Linked DNA regions of Homo sapiens: region 1 is linked to region 2. Evidence: chromatin loops called from intact Hi-C (ENCODE). Cell type or tissue: endothelial cell of umbilical vein. All regions are shown on one strand. Each heading gives the region's core, and the rest is flanking DNA. Links, peaks and the distances in the headings are about the cores only. Region 1 has its middle 47 kb from the start of CYP27C1. Region 2 overlaps BIN1 (bridging integrator 1).

What was found. Peaks named below come from ENCODE experiments on the same cell type or tissue, not always from the same donor. Only the 100,000 strongest peaks of a DNase experiment are listed, where the experiment ranks them.
Region 1: it touches region 2 in a loop (2.7-fold over the local background); 9 of 110 quality-filtered maps call a loop at or near these places.

Annotation. Positions count from the first base shown.
Region 1 is chr2:127,168,353-127,178,658 of GRCh38, forward strand. It overlaps the pseudogene NIFKP9. Among named protein-coding and RNA genes, the nearest start is that of CYP27C1, 47 kb to the right of the region's middle. RefSeq lists an enhancer at 2,594-3,145. In endothelial cell of umbilical vein, for the core only: a CTCF peak has its summit at 6,018 (motif pointing left); no DNase peak of the experiment used is centred there.
Region 2 is chr2:127,079,057-127,087,056 of GRCh38, forward strand. All of the region lies in intron 1 of BIN1 (bridging integrator 1), which reads right to left. Among named protein-coding and RNA genes, the nearest start is that of BIN1, 24 kb to the right of the region's middle. RefSeq lists enhancers at 1,949-2,178, 2,499-2,628, 3,199-3,258, 3,299-3,498, 5,971-6,110 and 1 more. In endothelial cell of umbilical vein, for the core only: no CTCF peak of the experiment used is centred there; a DNase peak (open chromatin) is centred at 4,865; H3K27ac peaks cover 181 bases.

The DNA of each region.
Region 1 (10,306 bases), core at 1,198-9,197, 90 kb after region 2:
CAGGTGGATCACAAAGTCAGGAGTTCAAGACCAGCCTGGCCAACATGGTGAAACCCCATTTCTACTAGCAATACAAAAAATTAGCCAGGCATGGTGGCGGGTGTCTGTAATCACAGCTACTCGGGAGGCTGAGGCAGGAGAATTGCTTGAACCCGGGAGGTGGAGGCTGCAGTGAGCCGAGACCGGGCCACTGCACTCCAGCCTGGGCAACAGAGCAAGATGCCGTCTCAAAACAAATAAATAAATAAATAATTAAAAAATAATTTTTACTAGAATGCTTCTGTTGTGGACAACCAACCTGAGACCCAGTGGTGGGCGTGGCCAACCTGCTGATGAGTGACACAGCTGGCGCTAGCAGTGAGCCTCCTGACTCCCACCCTGTTAAGCCACGCGGCTTTCAGGTGGTTCCTTATCTCCAGTCACATCACCAATTTTGATCCATAGCCAAAGCTATGTTGTCTAATGCAAGGTTAGAAAACCTTTCTGGGCCAGGCACGGTGGCTCATGCCTGTAATCCCAGCACTTTGGGAGGCCGAGGCGGGCAGATCACGAGGTCAGGAGATGGAGACCATCCTGGCTAACACAGTGAAACCCCATCTCTACTAAAAATATGAAAAATTAGCCAAGTGTGGTGGCGGGCGCCTGTAGTCCCAGCTACTGGGGAGGTTGAGGCAGGAGAATGGCGTGAACCTGGGAGGCAGAGCTTGCAGTGAGCCAAGATCGCGCCACTGCGCTCCAGCCTGGGCGACAGAGAGAGAATCAGTCTCAAAAAAAAAGAAAAAAAAAAAAGAAAACCTTTCTGGTTATTACCACCAATCACTGGTAACATTTATGGAGTCCATGACACACATTGTGTTGAGCTCTTGTGCACAATCTCATATCTTCACAGCAACCCTGAGAGTGGTTAGCATCCCCATTTTACAGAATGGAAAACTGAGGCTCATGATGCTTAAGTGTTACTTACCCTTACTTATCAGAGTCGAGAATCCAAACCTGAGCCTTTGAACTCCAAAACCCACATACTTGTTACAAAGATAGGTGACAGAACCCACTTCGTGCTAGGGTGCCGAGTGGCGAATTCGAGATGTGCATTTCAAAGAGTGCTGGCCCAGTCCCCGTGCCTCCCGCTGGGAAGGTGTCCGGTCATGCTGGAGCATGAGAATGAGCAGTGTTTCATGGATTTGCCGGGAGATACTGAGGATTTGTTTTTGTTTCATCTCAACTCTCACATATAAACAATATGAGAATATTATCTTCGTCCTTCACAGAGCATTATACTATCTCCGGAGTATTATGAATAATACAGCTGTCAGTGAAATCAAATAAGTGGATAAGGGGTAAAGAACCGGGCACTATCATATTTCCTCTCCACAATGGGGTGTTGCTGTTGAATCAATCCCAGCCATAGTCATCACGTATTGATTACATTTAACCAAAATTCCAGGAATATGTGAACTTCAGCTGCATGTTCAAATTAAGATATTTTCTTTTCCCATAGCAGGCTCTGAGCTATATGATTTTGGAACTGGAATTACAAGATGACATAGTGTCATTTGATAATTAGGCTAATGATACTACCTGCTTAAAAATGTACACAATTTAAATGAACGGCATTTAGGAGTCTGATGATTGGTCTATTTCTTGTGGATTTTCTGTTGCGGACTGCAACTCACATAGGCTATGCATTTGTGGAGTTTGAGTCTGAGGGTGTTTGCAGCATAGTTGCTGAAACAATGAACAACCGCCTTTGTGGTGAGAGACTCTTGGAGTGTAAGTGCTCCTGTCTTACTGCGGGGTTGCCTGGGTGCCTGCTGCTGGTGGGTGACTGTGGTGGGAAGGGCGGCTTGCCTAGCTGCTTGGACATGCCACTTCATCTCTGGGATGACTCTTACAGAATGGTGCAAGGATTTCAGTGTATGCTGCAGGCAGATTCTAATTGGAATTTTAAAATCTCCCAGCCTGAGAGCTGTTTTTACCCTAAATGGAGCTGGACAAGTTACCTTGGGGTCCCATGGGAGGAGCAGCTAACCCATCCTTATGGGCTGTGAAAGGCTTCTCTGAGGAAGTAGCATTGACATTAAAACCTGGAGACTAAACAGGAGTGAGCCAGGTGAAGGGGACAGGAGTGAAGACAGACCATTCCTGGCTGAGGGACAGTGAATGCCTAACCAGAGGTGCCTAACCATTTGGCTGTGAGGTAATGTGAGGAAAAGTACCAAGAGATGAGGGAGCAGGAAGAGGCTTCAGGTCAGGTTACTGAAGGCCTTCTAAGTCAGCGAGTTCAGAATTTATCCTGAGGGCACTGGGGATAGAATCAAAGGTCAGGAATCGCATTGCAAAATCCATCTAAATGGCAATGGCTGCAGCTCTTCCACGTGAGATAAGCCAGGGGGAGTGGAGGAGTGACAGCACCAGATGAGTAGTTCATCCTGCAGAAAGGAGCCAGTGCAGCCCCCTACCCTGCAGTCCATAAGGTGCAGACAGCATCCCTGTCCAGATCCTGCTGCCCTTGGGAGGCAAAGCGAAGTTTCTGGCCTCCCTGTGCCCATGGCGGCCTGTGGCCATCTTAGGTACCCAAGTTCACAGGCATCTGCCCAAACAGCTGGCGAGGCTGCCCAGGTGGCATCTCTCTGTCCACTTCCCATAGCTGTGAGAGAAGCTGACTGCCTAGCTGAGGTCATGGGTTCATTCTCACATTAAAAGCATGGCTCTTGCCAAGAGGAAATGAGCTGGGTAGGTGCCCTGAAAATTGTCGACCGCACGTACCAGGTCGGTGCTGTGCTGTGTTGGACTTGAGAAAAATAGCTGAAAGGGCTCTGAATGTAGAGTTGGGGATTGTTGCTCCTGTCTAACAGCACTGACGAACTCCACTAGGGCAGAACTGGCTCATCGAATAAGGGAGGAGACCACCCCTCATATTGTCTTATGCCCAATTTCTGCCTCCAAAGAAAGAAGAAGTAAAAACTAAAAGGCAGAAATGAAATCCACAGGCAGACAGCCCTGCGCCACACCCTGGGCCTGGTAGTTAAAGATCGACCCCTGACCTAATCAGTTATGTTATCTATAGATTACAGACGTTGTATGGAAAGGCACTGTGAAAATCCCTGTCCTGTTCTGTTCCATTCTTACCTGTGTATGCAGCCCTCAGTCACGTACCCCCTGCTTGTTCAATCAATCACGACCCTCTCACGTGGACCCCCTTAGAGTTGTAAGCCCTTAAGAGGGACAGGAATTGCTCACTTGGGGAGCTCAGTTTTTGAGACGTGAGTCTTGCCTATGCTCCCGGCCGAATAAAGCCCTTCCTTCTTTAATTCGGTGTCTGAGGGGTTTTGTCTGCAGCTCGTCCTGCTACACTATCACTCTGACATGAGATCAACTGTGGCATCTTGATTATGCTGTGGGAAATGGCACCAGGAGATTCTAAAGTGAACGTTAAAATCCCTCCCCTACCATTTGGTTGAAACCTTTTTTTTTTTTTTTTTTTTTTTTTTTGGAAATGGAGTTTCGCTCTTGTTGCCCAGGCTAGAGTGCAATGGCACTACCTCAGCTCACTGCAACCTCCGCCTCTTGGGTTCAAGCAATTCTCCTGCCTCAGCCTCCCGAGTAGCTGGGATTACATGCATGAGCCACCATGCCTGGCTAATTTTTGTATTTTTAGTAGAGATGGGGTTTCTCCATATTGGTGAGGCTGGCCTTGAACTCCTGACCTCAGGTGATCCACCCGCCTCGGCCTCCCAAAGTGCTGGGATTACAGGCGTGAGCCACTGTGCCCAGCCTCAAAACTTTTTATCTTTTCAAAATACAGGTCGGTTTCTGCCATATGAAAAAGCATATGATGAAGTTTTTAAAAGCTGGAATGTTCCATTTTCAGAGACACCTGCGTATCCAGCAGTAGAAAGACATAACAAAAAAAATATGTATACAAAAGTAAAAGTGAAGAACCAATTGCTTAAAAAAAAAAATTACAGCCCAGCATAGTGGTTCATGTCTGTAATCCCAGCACTTTGGGAGGCCAAAGGGGGAAGATAGCTTGAGTCTAGGAGTTCAAGGCTAGCCTGGGCAATACAGTGAGACTCATCTCTACAAACAATAGAAAAAGTGAGCCAGGCATGGTGGCGCACACCTGGAGTCCGAACTACTCGGGAGTCTGAGGTGAGAGGATGGCTTGAGCCCGGGAAGTTGAGGCTGCAGTGAACCATGATCACGCCACTGCACTCCAGCCTGGACGACAGAGCCAGACTCTGTCTCAAAGAAAAAAAAATTATTCAGAAGGAAAATAGCTTTAAAAAAGGAACATATTGCAGTTTTCCATCTTTAGTATACACTGCTTCATCAACTCTTTGTTGTTTGGAGGGATGATGGGAGAGTTGTAGCTCACTGGTTGCAATGTAGTGTTGGGGGTCCCAGGCCACACTTTGGAATTGTTCTTGAAAACTAGTATGACCTAAACGTGCACTCCTGCACACGAAGGGTGCCCACGCAGCTTGCCATTCCTTTCAAAGGACCAGGCCTCACCATCCGCCAAACATGCATTTACTAACTTGTGGACACTTACTAATGTGGTCCTAAGCTATCTCTTCACCCGTATGAATTTGCATTTTTTTGATGACCAGCAAGATGTAACTACACAGTATGCAGTGACTGCCAGTCTGAGAAGAATGAGACTTCCTCAACGTCTATACTGGTTCGAAAATTGACAGTGAAGTAAAAAGAGGAAAAAAAAGCAAAAGACAAATGACTGAGTTTCTCACAGTTCCACTGGGAAGAATTAGAGTTCCTGAGAGACGGTCCTCCACATTCAGATGAAATCATGCCTGCCCATATGAATCACCTGCAAAGCACAGCAAAGTAAAGCTCAAGTCATGACGTGAATACAAGCTAGGCCTCGGATTTCCCTCAAAGCAAGGGAAGGAGACTCTCCCAGCTGGCTTCCTCATGTTCTCACTCTTGGCAACCAGGCCTCACTGGGGATTTGTCACGTTCCTAAGCCAAGTATATTTTCCCTTCCATTCTTTTCTTAAAAGAATAATAGCACCAAGAACAGCACCGAGGTTATATCAGAGAATGTGCCTGTGTTTAGGAGATGCTGCTGGAGTGTTCGGGGGAAGTGACATGCTGTCTGCCACTGATTTTCCAACGACTCACACATGCACACACGCACACAGTGTGAGAAAGAGACCAAGAAGAATTGACCAAATATTTTTTTTTTTGAGACGGAGTTTCACTCTCTTTGCCCAGGCTGGAGTGCAATGGCATCATCTCAGCTCACCGCAACCTCCGCTTCCCGGGTTCAAGTGATTCTCCTGCCTCAGCCTCCCCGTAACTGAGATTACAGGCATGCACCACCACGCCCGGCTAATTTTGTATTTTTAGTAGAGACAGGGTTTCTCCACGTTGGTCAGGCTGGTCTTGAACTCCCGACCTCAGGTGATCCACCCTCCTCAGCCTCCCATAGTGCTGAGATTACAGGCGTGAGCCACTGCGCCCGGCCGAATTGACCAAATATTAACAAGTAGTGGCTCCAGGTGAGAGATAAACAGGTGTTCATTGTACTATGCTTTCAACTTTTCTGTAGGCTAGCAATTTTTCAAAATTAAGTTTGCAGGGAGAAAACTAGTATGTACAGCTATTATGAATCCACAAAATTTAAAAATTTTAAACTTAAAAAAATGTTAACTAAATATGAACCCCACAGTTCCAGGCATGTCTCTGTTCATAGAAACTGCCTCTGGGGTCCATCCTCCTGTGTCTTCGTGGGCCATCAACCTTCCAGAACCTTCCATAGCTGCAACTTCTGAGAAATGAAAATGTAGGTCATGAGTCAGGGGGCCTCCAAGTCCCCTCGGGCTCCAGTCCCCTCCACATCCCAGCATGATGTGGGAACCCCTCTGGGTAGCTTCCTGGTCATTCTTGAGTGCTCTCCGGGCAGGCTGGACATCCCTGGGCTTAGAGAAGGGCCCTAAAGCCCACAAGGTGTGGACGGACAGTTTGACCCAGCACTGCCTGAGATGTCCAACCAAGCAGCCCCATCTAGTGGGGGACAGGAGGAGTGAGCGCCCCCCCACCCTGTGCCCCTACTAGAGCCCTGGCACCCACCCACCCCCTCCCATTCCCACCTGGCACTCCCACCAGTCCTGGGTCCTCAGCAGCATGAGAGGCGGCAGGTGGTGTAGAAGGCACGAGGGCTCCAGAGGCAGACAGCATACAATAGGTGTTCACTAAACACCTGTTGAATGTGTGGACCGCTTGGATGCAAACCTAGACCTGTGATGTATGCTCATGACGGTTTTGAGTGAGCTTTTACTATCTCCAAGCCTCTGTTTTCTTATCTAAAAACAGGGGGTAAAAACAGTATTTCAGGGAGCTGTGGTGAAGACTGAGAGACAGAAAGGAGGAAAATGTCCCTGGGACACAGCAAGCCCCAGCAAAAGGCGGCACTCCTCAGCTGTGGTTGTCCGAAACTAAAGGCGGTGGGCAAGTGCAGCCAGAGAAGTCCCCAGAGAAGGCTCTTGAGGAAAAGTGTGTGCAAGTCCCTAGGGCAGAGGTGGAGAGGAGGAAAGGTGTCTACGCCTTCCTTTCAAGGACAGGGGGTGAGGAGACAAGATAGACTCAGGGTGGGAAAGAGGAGCCTCCTTTTTGCTTCTGCACCAAACCCAGGAGAGCTCCACCGAGCTCCGTCTAAGGCAGAGACGACAGGTCTCACTGTGCAAGGCAGGGATGCCCTGGGCTGTGGGAGCTGCCAGTGGGTGGGGCCTGCACACGTGGTCTGGGAGCAGTAACCCTGGAGACATCCTCTAGGCACGTGTGAGGCCTGGGAGACTCGGCAAGGAGGAGGGCTGAGAGCAGTGAAGTGTAGGGACAATGTATTAACAACAGGCTCAAACCCCTGTCCAGAGGCTGGGAGGGCTGTAGCAACTGATTACGGAGGGTCTTGCAAATGACTTACATAAACATGGGAACTGCAGTTGCCAAAACTGTGAACAGCACGATGCAGTCATTCCATGTCTGAGTTAACAAATCCAGGATATAAAAATGATCCAACAGGAGGAAGAACAGGCTAAAACCAGCAAAGATAACATTTGGCAAGGACAAATAGAAAGCCAGAGATTCAGGTCACTAAATGCGGGGTAGGGGAGCAGAAGAGAAGGGCAGGTCCCATGGGAGGAGAGGCAAAGGGTGAATTTTTCTCCAGCAGCTTGGGCGGGGTGGCACCTGGCCAGAGGCTTGTTAGAGTTCGTGATGCTGCATGCTAGGAAAAGATGAGTCTGGCCTGTCCGGGGCCTGCTCTCGGAGACAGGAATGGAAACACAGGGGAGGGGCAGTGGACGCTGATTCGTAGCTGTGTAATTGACAGTTTGGCTGGTCCTTGTCCCTAGGTCCTGGGAGGTTGCCTCTAAACCCTTATTATTCATGGTGGATCCTTGAGCTACAGCCCATGGTTTATGCTAGCAAGGTAACTCAGGATGGGGGGCCACCAGGCCAGAAAGACCAACCGTGTAAGGAGAGGGTTGGGGCTTTGAGATGTCAGCCTGACCCGGGCTAAGGGAGAGGGGCTCGAAATGAAGTCCCGTGAGCTGTGATCCGATCAACCACGCCTACATAATGAAACCCAGTAAGAACTCCAGACGTCACAGCTCCGGTGAGTTTCCCTGGGCGACAGCACTCTGTGCACCGTCACACACAATGTGCGGGAAGACAGTCGTGTCTGGGAATGACGGAAGCTTCGTGTTTGGGACACTCCCAGGCCTCACTCATGCATCTTTCCCTTCGGCTGGTTCTGACTTGTATCTTTGTGTTTATAATAAAACTGTAATCCTAAGCATCGTGCTTTCTTGAGTTCCCTGAGTCATTCCAGTAAATTATCCAGTAAATTACCAAACCCCGATTCCTGAATTTGTAGCCACCCAAGGGTGACCTGCCACCAAACTTGTGGCTGGAGTCTGTAGGAAGACAGTCTTACGGGGACTGTGTCCTTAACCTGTGAAGTGTGGCCCAGACGTCACCGAAACAGTGCTTACTGATTTCCATCGTGTAAACAGTCCTGCCACGACTGTTTCAATGCTCGCTTAAAACAGAACCATCAGCTCCCTCAAGCCAGCGTGGCATGAACCAGTGCCAGCACACGGCCGGGTAGGGGCAGAGCTGAGCGGCTCCAACACAGCTGAGAGGAGGCGGAGACAGAAGCCCCGGGGAGCAGTCAGGAGCATAAGGGAAGAAGCACGGAAAGAAAGGAGCTGTGTCGGAGGAGGCTCAGTCGGCAGAGGCTCTGAGATAGAGAAAAGATGTGTAGATGGGGAGGAGGGAGGGAAGCCAGCTCAGAGAGAGTGGTGGTGCAAACAGGCCCAACGTTCTTCCCATGGGCCAGGCACCACCCCAGGACAACTCCAAGAGGTCGGTGTAAGGTCGGTGTAGTCATCAGCTGGAGAGCCTGGGGCACCGAGGTCCAGCCGCTTGAGAAAGTCCTGCCGCTTGTCAGCGAGGAAGCCAGGATTTACACCCAAGCCTGCACACCATGCCACATGTGTCCCCACTGTGACCTGGACTTCATTTCCGCTTCTGTTGCATTTTCCCCAATCTGCACTCCCTTCTGTAATGGTGCAATCCTTCATGGGCACATGATTCCAGTCCTCGCTTCCCTGATGACTTCCTGGAACCCCACTAAACTGGGGCTCAGAACTGAAACCATTTCCCCACCCTCGGATTAAATGCACTGCAATAGGGCTGGGCGGTCACTTTGCGGCAGGCTGCTTCATCAACAGTGTGAGGCAGATACGCAGAGAGGCACCCTTTACGGAGGCCCAGCTATGTGCCAGAGGCCGTGTGTCCATGAGCACATCCAATCCTTATCAAGCAGAATGGCTGTGGCTATCCCTGGTCTTTAAGGAAAGACCTCAGGGCCCTGGAGTGCTTGCCAAAGCCAAGCGCTAGACAGCATGGAGGACTGGACGGACGCCGGCCCTGTCTGTCTGCATCAGAAGCCCAGAGGACTCCACGTGTCCTGCTACTCATTTTGGGAGCTTCAGGCAGGGTGAGGGAATGAAGCATCTGGGGATGCACAGTCCAGCAGCGACGTTCGGGACAATAACAAGGGCAGATCCGGGTCTCTGGTTCCAGCAGCCTCCTGTGCCCACAGTGCAGATGCTGGGATGGTGCTCCCCGTGCTCTCCACACGGCCTCCAGAGGCAGAGCTGCTGGGTGTTGTCTCCTCAGGGAACCCCCCCACCCCCCGCCGTGCGCCTCTGGAATCATCTATTGATGGAAATGGCTTCCACATCCTGACAGGGTGTTACTTCTCCTTCTCTCTATGTCTACTAAAAGCCCACACACTTTGTTGCTGTTGCTTTCTTTTTAAAAGCTTGGCTATAAGCGAAATACATTCTGGCCACATTTCCCCCCCACACAGAAGGCAATTTCAGAAGTCTTTGGGGGTCCCTGGAGGGTGCCCACTTGCCGTGGCTGCTCCAATCCCACGTACGACATTCATGACTCAGACTTGAGGGGACCAGGAGACACTCTGGAAGTGACATGGTGATCCTAGGTTTTCACTAAGTCTGTAATTTAGAAATCCACATGTGGTGCTATCAACACAATTGCCTACCACATAGCTGACATTTAAAACCCACGCCACGTCCCTGGCGTATCGCGGTGGTGGTGCCACACCGTCCTGAGGCTGACAGGGCTCTCTTGATGGTGCAGCCCTCTCTGCGGAGCCTCCTGATCCACTGTCCACATCCACGCATTGGCCACAGCAGATCTGGGCCCTCGGCAGAGAGACCGAGATGAAACAAGCCAGTGCGGTTCTAAGTATAGTTCTATTGGAAAGTGTTTATTATATAAGAGCTAAATTATAAATCAGAGCCTGTATATAAAACAAAGCATTTGGCAGTGACTAAAATATCTCCTCCTCTGCTGTGTTTCATCCCAAGAGACACACAGTGTGGTGCTTTGGGGCAGGGTCCTTGTGGGCTGCACAGATCCCGGGACCCATCAAGATCATTCCTTTATTAATTTTTTTATTTTTTTATTTTTTTTGAGACAGATTCTCACTCTGTCACTCAGGCTGGAGTGCAATGGCGCGATCTCTGCTCACTGCAACCTCCACCTCTTGGGTTCAAGTGATTCTCCTGCTTCAGCCTCCTGAGTAGCTGGGACTACAGGTACATGCCACCACACCGGGCTAATTTTTATATTTTCAGTAGAGATGGGGTTTTGCCATGTTGGGCAAGATGGTCTTGAACTCCTGACCTCAGATGATCCACCTGCCTCGGCCTCCCAAAGTGCTGGGATTACAGGCGTGAGCCACCAC
Region 2 (8,000 bases), core at 1-8,000:
CAAAAGGTCCCCAGTCTTCCCCACCCACACTGGCCACCAGGGCTCCTGAGGTGTACAGAGACAGACACACACTCGACCCAGTTCCCAAACACTGCTGTGTGCTCTGCACAGACAGCTGGAGAACTGGGGAGATCTTCCAGCCTTGAGAACGAGACACCAGCCCAGGTGAGACTCCACGCAGCAGTGAGAAGACCCTTGGGAAAAGGGACAGCTACTCTCTGAGCCTCAATCTACAAAATGAAGTGAACACTGGCACCCTCCTCAAGGATTACAAAGATCATGTCTATAAAGTGCAGAGCAGTACCTGGCCCATGATATTCAAGAAATGGCAAATCCCTAAAAGGCCTTCAGAGCAGCCTTCACACAGGTGGGGGATGGGCCTGACTGACACCGCCAGCCCTCACACCGGGTCCAGGCTGACGGCATCCCAAGATGTGAGACAGAAGTCACAGACGCGCACACTCTACCTGCACATGGCAAACTCCTATGCATCCTTCAAAACCTCACTCAGGTGACATCACTGTGAACTGTCCCTGATCTCTCCTTTCCTCAAAACACTCTGTACCACTTAGAGCTTTCCTCACTGCTATGTGATGTGCCTGTGTGCCTCACACCCTCACCCTGAAGGAACAGCTTGAGGTCAGGGACACTGTTCCAGTCATCTCTGTGTCCCCAACACCCACACAGGGCTAAGCACAGGACAGACACACAAGATATTCTCAGCGGCTGCTGCTCATCTGAGCTGTGGGCTTTGAGGGCAGAGACATGACCCTAAACAAAACAACCCACCTCTCAGCCTCAGGCTCCTCCCAGACAAAATGGAAGGGTAATGTACAGAAAGCCCTCAGCCCTGAGGGGTGACAGCAAGCCTGAGGCTGAGCCAGTCTCCCCACTCTGCGAGACCTCAGGCTGCTGAAGCTCTCAGTGCTCCAGTGCCCCCGCCTTGGAAATGGGAGGAATAACAAGGCCACAGCATGGCCGAGGCCCAGGGAAGACCCATGGGCGAGGCTGGCCTTGGCCACATGCCATCCTCACTGCACCTACCCCCATTTCATCCATGAGGGAACGCAGGCAAGTGGCCTGGGGTCCCCATCCTCAAGGAGCTCCTGGTGTGGCTACCACAGGGAAAAACAATCTGGGCACCCCCTGCCCCAGAACAGGAGCTGGGACAAGGCCGTGAGCCCTGGGACACAGATCTCCCACCCCATCCGTTCCACACTTGGTTAGTGGGGCCTCCCCTGTGCCGAGCTCACAGGCAGACCACTGAGGGACACAGGGGACTCCAGGTGTCCAGGAGGGGCTGGCCCAGCAGCGACTAAGGAAAGCTGGGCAGGACAGTTGTGCTGGGTTTTGAAGGATGAGCAGGAGTTGGGTGAGGAGGAGGGTCTGGCGGCACAGGCCAGGATTTGCACTCTGTCCAGGGTTACTGGGTGAGGGCCCCTTAGACAATCAGTTCCACCTACACTCATCACACACTTATCACGCACACTCACTCTGTGATAAACAAAGGGGAGCCTTTGAAAACTTGGCGGCGGACGAGACACACAGAGGCCCAGGCGGCAGAGGCAGCCACAGAGCCAACAGTCCCAGGAGCTTTATCAGTGCCACACCCAATCACCTCCTATCAGAGCTTCCTCTCACCATGTCCTCAACCCAAGGCCAGATGTGAGTGGAGCTGAAGTGCCTTGGAGGGGACACCCCAGGGCAGGGCAGGGAGGGGGGGCAGGTGGCAGGAATGACAAAGTGTGAACCCGTGGCCAGCTCCAGAACCTCCTCCTGCAATCATCCACAGGGTTCAGCCTCGCTGGGCCTCGGCTGTGGAAGGAAACCCTCCCAAGGCTCCTCCCTAGAAAGGCTGGGTGGTTCACTGAGTTGACGCCATGCCTCCGGCACCCGGGTCCACAGGGGCTCAGTGGGAGCATCCCGTGGGTGGGTGCCCCTCCCCAGCCCTCCGCCAAGGCCTTTGTCATGGCCCAGTGAGAGGGCAGAAGGCCCTGGCGTCAGCCGCTCCCTGTGGGTACAGGGAGTCCTGCCACCCTCCAACAGCCCCCGCATGGCAGGCAAGGCCCTGACCCACAGCGTGAGTCATGGGGCACAGGCAGTGCACGGCCACCGAACCCAGAAGGAGGAAGGGTGCCCAGGCCTGTCTTGTTTGAGCCAGGAGCAGCTCACCACGTACAGCACCCACCCACCATGCACGCACTTCAAGTCACCAGGGCCGCCTCCTCAGAAGGGAAGTGTCCTTATGTGACAGATGGCAGGTGAGCACAAACAAATCAGGACACAGCCTGACACCGTCCAGTCAGGAGGGGCCAGGAGCTCTAGCCGCCACAGTGAGGAGGGCCGGGTCTTCGGGCTCACCCGGCTGGGCCCCAGCAGCCCCTCCTGGGGTCTCTGATCCCTCCCTCGGCCCCAGAGACCAGTGGGCCTGCTGCACTTGCGGGACACACACCCACAGTCTGAATGGCATGGCCCAGGGCAGGGATAAGCACTTCCCAAGGCCATCAGAAGGACCAGCCCAGGGGCCCAGGAGGGAAGCCTAAGGAAGGAGGGGTGAGGGCCGCGTTCCCAGTCACTCTGGTCCTGGCCAGGGCCAGGCAGAAAGCTAGGGGCTCCTCCACCAGCCAGCGGCACCCCTCGTCCCTGCAGTGGCAGCAGAGTTCCCAACACCCCACCCCCACACACACATGGAAGGGGGACCTCATCCAGCAAATCTCCCTCCCAGGCACCCACCACCCAGCTGCTGAGACCCCAGAAAACGCATAAGGCCCTCACCTTCCGCATCATCTCCTCCCCACCTGCCTGCACAGGAAGGGCGGGCTGAGAAGTGAGCCCTGTCTCGCCCCTTCCTCCCAGCAGAGCCTGCGGTCGGGGGCCACGGAGGCAGGATGCACACCCTCGTGCCCCGGCGTTCTCACACCGAGGCTCCCCAGGCAGGCAGACACAGACAGAGGACAGGCAGGCGGGCAGGGGGAAGGCCACTGTCAGACACCCGGCCAGGCTTTCTCTGGGCCCAGTCCCGAGGGAGACACCCCAAGAGGCGAAAGGGAGGAGGGCCCCTAGAACAGGACAAAGGCGAGCCTTCTCCCCACCCCCGCCCCCCACCTCTGGGTCCAGGCTCGCTCACTGACTCCCGGGGGCTGTCCCTCTGTCAATCTTTCCTTGCCCCTCCTCCTCCGTCGTCTCCCACACACAGCTCGGGTCAGCCAAGCTGGGGAGCTGTGGATGATGACACAGGGCTGGCCTCGGGGATCTTTCCGCCCTCATGCTCCAGGGGCCCCTGCAGGGGAGACAGAGGGCAGGATGGCCAGCTGAAGGCCTCCGTGGTCACAAGCTCTGAGGCCTTGCAGGCACTCAGCTGGGGATACCAGGGACATCGCAGGACAAGTCTGCACCGAGACCAGGGTTGGCGTGGGCAGGCCATGGTGGGCGCCCAGGCAGGGGAAGGGGTACAAGGCCCTCTGCCTCCCCTCTCCTGCCCCAAGATGCTGCCTGCTGTCTGACACATCAGGCTGGGGTGGCAGTGGTGAAAGGGGTACAATGGGAGTCTTAAACCCCCAGGGGCAGAGGGAGCCAGTCTGAGGACAGTCCCGCAGATCCCATAGTCACCTAGTTCCCCAGCACACAACCCCTCCTCCAAGCCCATCTCTCAAATGCGAGCTGTCCCTGCAACCAGACACACAGGACCCCTCTCCCGGCTGCTGCTCACACCTCCCCATCCCCACTCCGACAGTGGAGCCACCTAAGCCTGCTCCCCACCTCTGGGTGGAGAGTCTCGGTGGCCTCCAACAATCTAGGTGCCATGCAGGAGGCCACAGCAGCCCTGACGAGAGAGCAGAGGGAGGAAAAGAGGTTCTAAGCCCACCACTCACCTCCACATTTCATGTGGCCCTCTCACCTCCTTATTTTCAAAGTATAAACCTCAAAGAAAGTGGAAAGGATACTACAGGGACTATCATCTACCCTTCACCCAGATTCACCAATCAACTGTTACCACTTGGCCACACTCATTTGCTTTTTTCTTTTTTTTTTTTTCTTTTTTTTTGCTTTTCTCTTTTCTTGCTATGTCGTCCAAGCTAGAGTACATGGCGCAATCATGGCTCACAGTAGCCTAGACTTTCTGAGCTTAAACGATCCGCCCACCTCAGCGTCCCGAGTAGCTGGGACTACAGGCCACTGCACCTAGCTAGTATTTTTACTTTTTGTAGAGACAGGGCCTCGCTATGTTGCCCAGTTTTGTCTGGAACTCCTAGCCTCAAGTGATCCTCCCACCTCAGCACCCTCAAGGTGCTGGGATTGCAGGTACAAGCCACCGTGCCCAGTCACTTTTCTCTATATATAAACCGTTCCTGCATTTGTATGTTTGCCCAGCCAACAGAAGGTAAGCAGCAGAAGGGTCACTGGGATGACCTTCGCTCCACAATACTTCACCCCTAAATACTCCAACAGATTTCCTAAGAACAAGAACATGCTCCAAAATGCCCATGATACCATAAGCACCCCCAATACATCCAAAATGTATTTTAAAATACCATCTACCACACGGTCCGCATTCAAATATCCTTGGGTGCCCCCCAAATGCCCTTTATGTCTGGGTCTAGGATCCAACTGTGGTTCACATATTGCTTCTGATTGTCGGGTCTCTTGTTCCTTTAGTCCAGAATATTCCCCGTATGCCTATTTATCAATGTTATCCATTTTTTTTCTTTCGTGATACTGGTATCTTTTTAAGAGTGCAAACCAATCACTTGGAGAATGCCCCACACTCTGGATCCATCTGATTGTTTCCTTGTGAGGAAGTTCAGGTTAAAGGCTGCTTTGGCAAGAGTCCTGCAGAGGGAGGCTGAGCCTTCCCACCGCACCACAGCTGTGTTAGGCTTGACCGCCGGGTCTGAGTCGTGTTTGCCAGATCTCTTGGAAAGGAAGGTCACTTTTCTCTTAGTCATCTGCAGGACAATCACGGTCACTGTGGCAAGGCAAAAAGTTGTTGAAATTTTTGCACAGTGCCTTTACTATCCATCATTCTTTGCTATTCAGTGTGAGGTCTGTGGGCAGCTGCATGACAGTCTTCCAAGAGCCTGGAGGAGAAAAAAAACTGCAGACCTGCTGAACCAGAGTGTTCCCTTTAACAAGTCCCCCTGGCGCACCGTATGCGCAGTGAAGTCTGAGAAGCACTGCAATAGCATCTTGGCTGGAACCCGCTGTTACCCAATCTCCTCCACGTGACCCGGCATTCCACAAACACGAGCCTCCCCTGGTCTTGCCTTTGCGAGGAGGGTGGTGAGGATATCGTGAGTCCTTCGTTTTGCGTTCGTGATTCATTTTGATGCTCAAACATCCCAAGTGCGACCAGTGGGAGGTTTCGGACACGTCCTCATTCATCTCCAGGCGCTTCCTTACTTTCTGGCACTAGCAGATTCTCCAGGCTCAGCCTGCACTGTCCCTGCCCCAGCCCTGGCATCAGCCATTTCTCCAAGGAACCCTGATTTCCTTCGGTGGAGAGGCATGCTCATTGCTCTTAGGCATTTCAGCGTTCCCTCATGCTCAGAGCCGCAGATTATTACCCCTGCTTTAGAGATAAGAAAGGAAAGGCTGCGGCACTGAAGGATTTGGCTCTGCAGCGAAGAAGCGACCGAGCTCAGATTCTGTGGCTTTGTGGTGGTGGTGAACAAGCATCATCACTCAGGTCTGTCTGCTTCAAGAAGTGAGAAAGGAGACAGACCCATGGCCTAGCAGCTGCCCTCTGAGCCCATTGCAGTGTTCCTTAGGAGGCCACACTGACTGTGGGCTGTGGCACCTGCCCCAGGCTGGTGACTGCACAAGGGGCAGCTTCCTGGTCTCATCCAGCCCAGGGAAACTCTCTTCCTCCTCAGAACCCAGTGAAGTCACACGTACAGAGGCGTCTTCAGAGCAGCAGTGCTTAACCCAGAAGCTAGCAGTCTCCTGGTGACGATTGAGGCCTTGTTCTCCCTCCATCCCCCGCCCCGCCCCACCCCAGAGCTGCTGCTTCACCCTCAGGTTGGGAGGGGAGGGCACCCAGACCTGCAGCCAAGGACAGAGGGGCTAGAATGAGGGTCCCAGACTCCTTGGGAAAGCTACGGGCAGCTGGGCCCCTTGCAGCAGCCCCAGCTGTGGCTGCAAAGGGGAGAAGTGGCCCAGGTTCCTGCTGGAGAGCAGAGCCCAGGGGCACCGGGAAGTGAGTCCCAGGAAGCAAGCCCAGAACACACAGCACACTTCTTAGCGGCTAGCCACCCTTCAGGCTATGCCTTCCAACTTCTCAAAGGCACAATGACTTTAAAGATAAGTGCATTCCATCTGGAGGCAAGAACGCTCCCCAGCCCTCAGGGCCCCACACAGCAGCACAAGCTCGGCCATGTACATGCAGCAAGCACCTCCAGTGTGAGATGACGCCCACACACGCTCACACACACCCTCCCTGGCAGAGCCACCTGTTCATGGCCCTCCTGGGCACAGTAGGAAAGTGGAGGAACCACGAAGAAGCCACAGAGACAAGCAAGAGGCAGAGGGAGGCCCGGGGAGAGCCCATAATGAGGAAGGAGCCCGAAAGAAAACCAGAGATGGGGAAACCAAGAGCGAGCCCAGGGTGGCCAGACGCACCCCCAGCAGGAAGGGCCCAGCACCTCTGGGGGAATGGGGTCCTCCCCCTCAGCTCACACCCTCAGGGCTGCTCCGAAAGGGGGAGCTGAGCCAGGCCTCAGCCCCCTTCCCTAGCTCCTCTGTGCCCCCATACCTGGGGCCCCCATGTCCCCTGGGCTGGATATGAGGTGGTGGCAGGAGGGGCTGGCTCTAGGGACAGGCATCTGTCAACCTGCCCTCCCTCGAGGGAGATGCTGCCAGCTCAGCTCTCACTTCAGAGGGGACTCCCTCCCCATCAAATTCCTTCCCTATGGAGCCCAGTTGAGGCCCCCACATGTGCCCCTCTAGGTAAGCTCCACAAAGCTCACAGTGCAAAGCATGACCACCAGGGAATCTCTCCTCCAAGGACTCACCTTGGGGGACACATCACCCTTGAACCCCCTCCCGTTGGGTTCATATCCCTAGGCCACCCTGAGGTGATGACCGTTGGTCCTATTTTACAGATGAAGAAATCGAGGGTCAGGGCGGTCACTCAGCTAATGAGCTCTAGAGCCAGGATGCCACACCTGATCAGTTCCAAAGCCCAGACTCAACTTTTGACTCCCAAACTGGGGCACACAGACACTGGGGGGAGCGGGCGTGTGTCTGGAGCTTGCTGAAGAAGATTCACACTCCATCTTGCTTTGATCCAAAGATCGAACTGGTAAAGAAAACACTTTTGTGACATAACCAACATAGACAGCTTGTGGATTAGAACGCAAAGCTGACAAAGATTTTCACGATGAAATACAAAACCGGGAAGACATTCCTCCCAGGAAGGCCTGGCCTCGCCCCCACATGGTAATCCATCTTTTTTTCTTTTTTTTTTTTTTAAGACAGAATCTCGCTCTGTTGCCCAGGCTGGAGTGCAGTGGTGCAATCTCGGCTCACCGCAACCTCTGCCTCCCCGGTTCAAGCAATTCCCCTGCCTCAGCCTCCAGAGTCGCTGGGACTACAGGCGCACGTCACCACGCCTGGCTAATTTTTGAATTTTTAGTAGAGATGGGGTTTCACCATGCTGGCCAGGCTGGTTTCGAACCCCTGACCTCGTGATCCACCCGCCTCGACCTCCCAAAGTGCTAGGATTATAGGCATGAGCCACCGCGTCCAGACAGTGATCCGTCTTTTTAACAAGTCCATGACCCCCAGGAAGCGCCTGGCCTCACCCCCACATGGCGATCCACCTTTTTGACAAGCCCCCATGCTCCGTCCCCTGACACCAGTCCACAAAGACTCATCACACTTTTCCGTGGTCCCCTGCTCAGAAAGGCTGACTGAGGAAGCTGCCTGGCCTCTCTTGGGAGGCCGTCACTCTAAAATGATGATCTCCTTCCTCTTTTTGGTGATTTTCCCTTTCCTTTGTG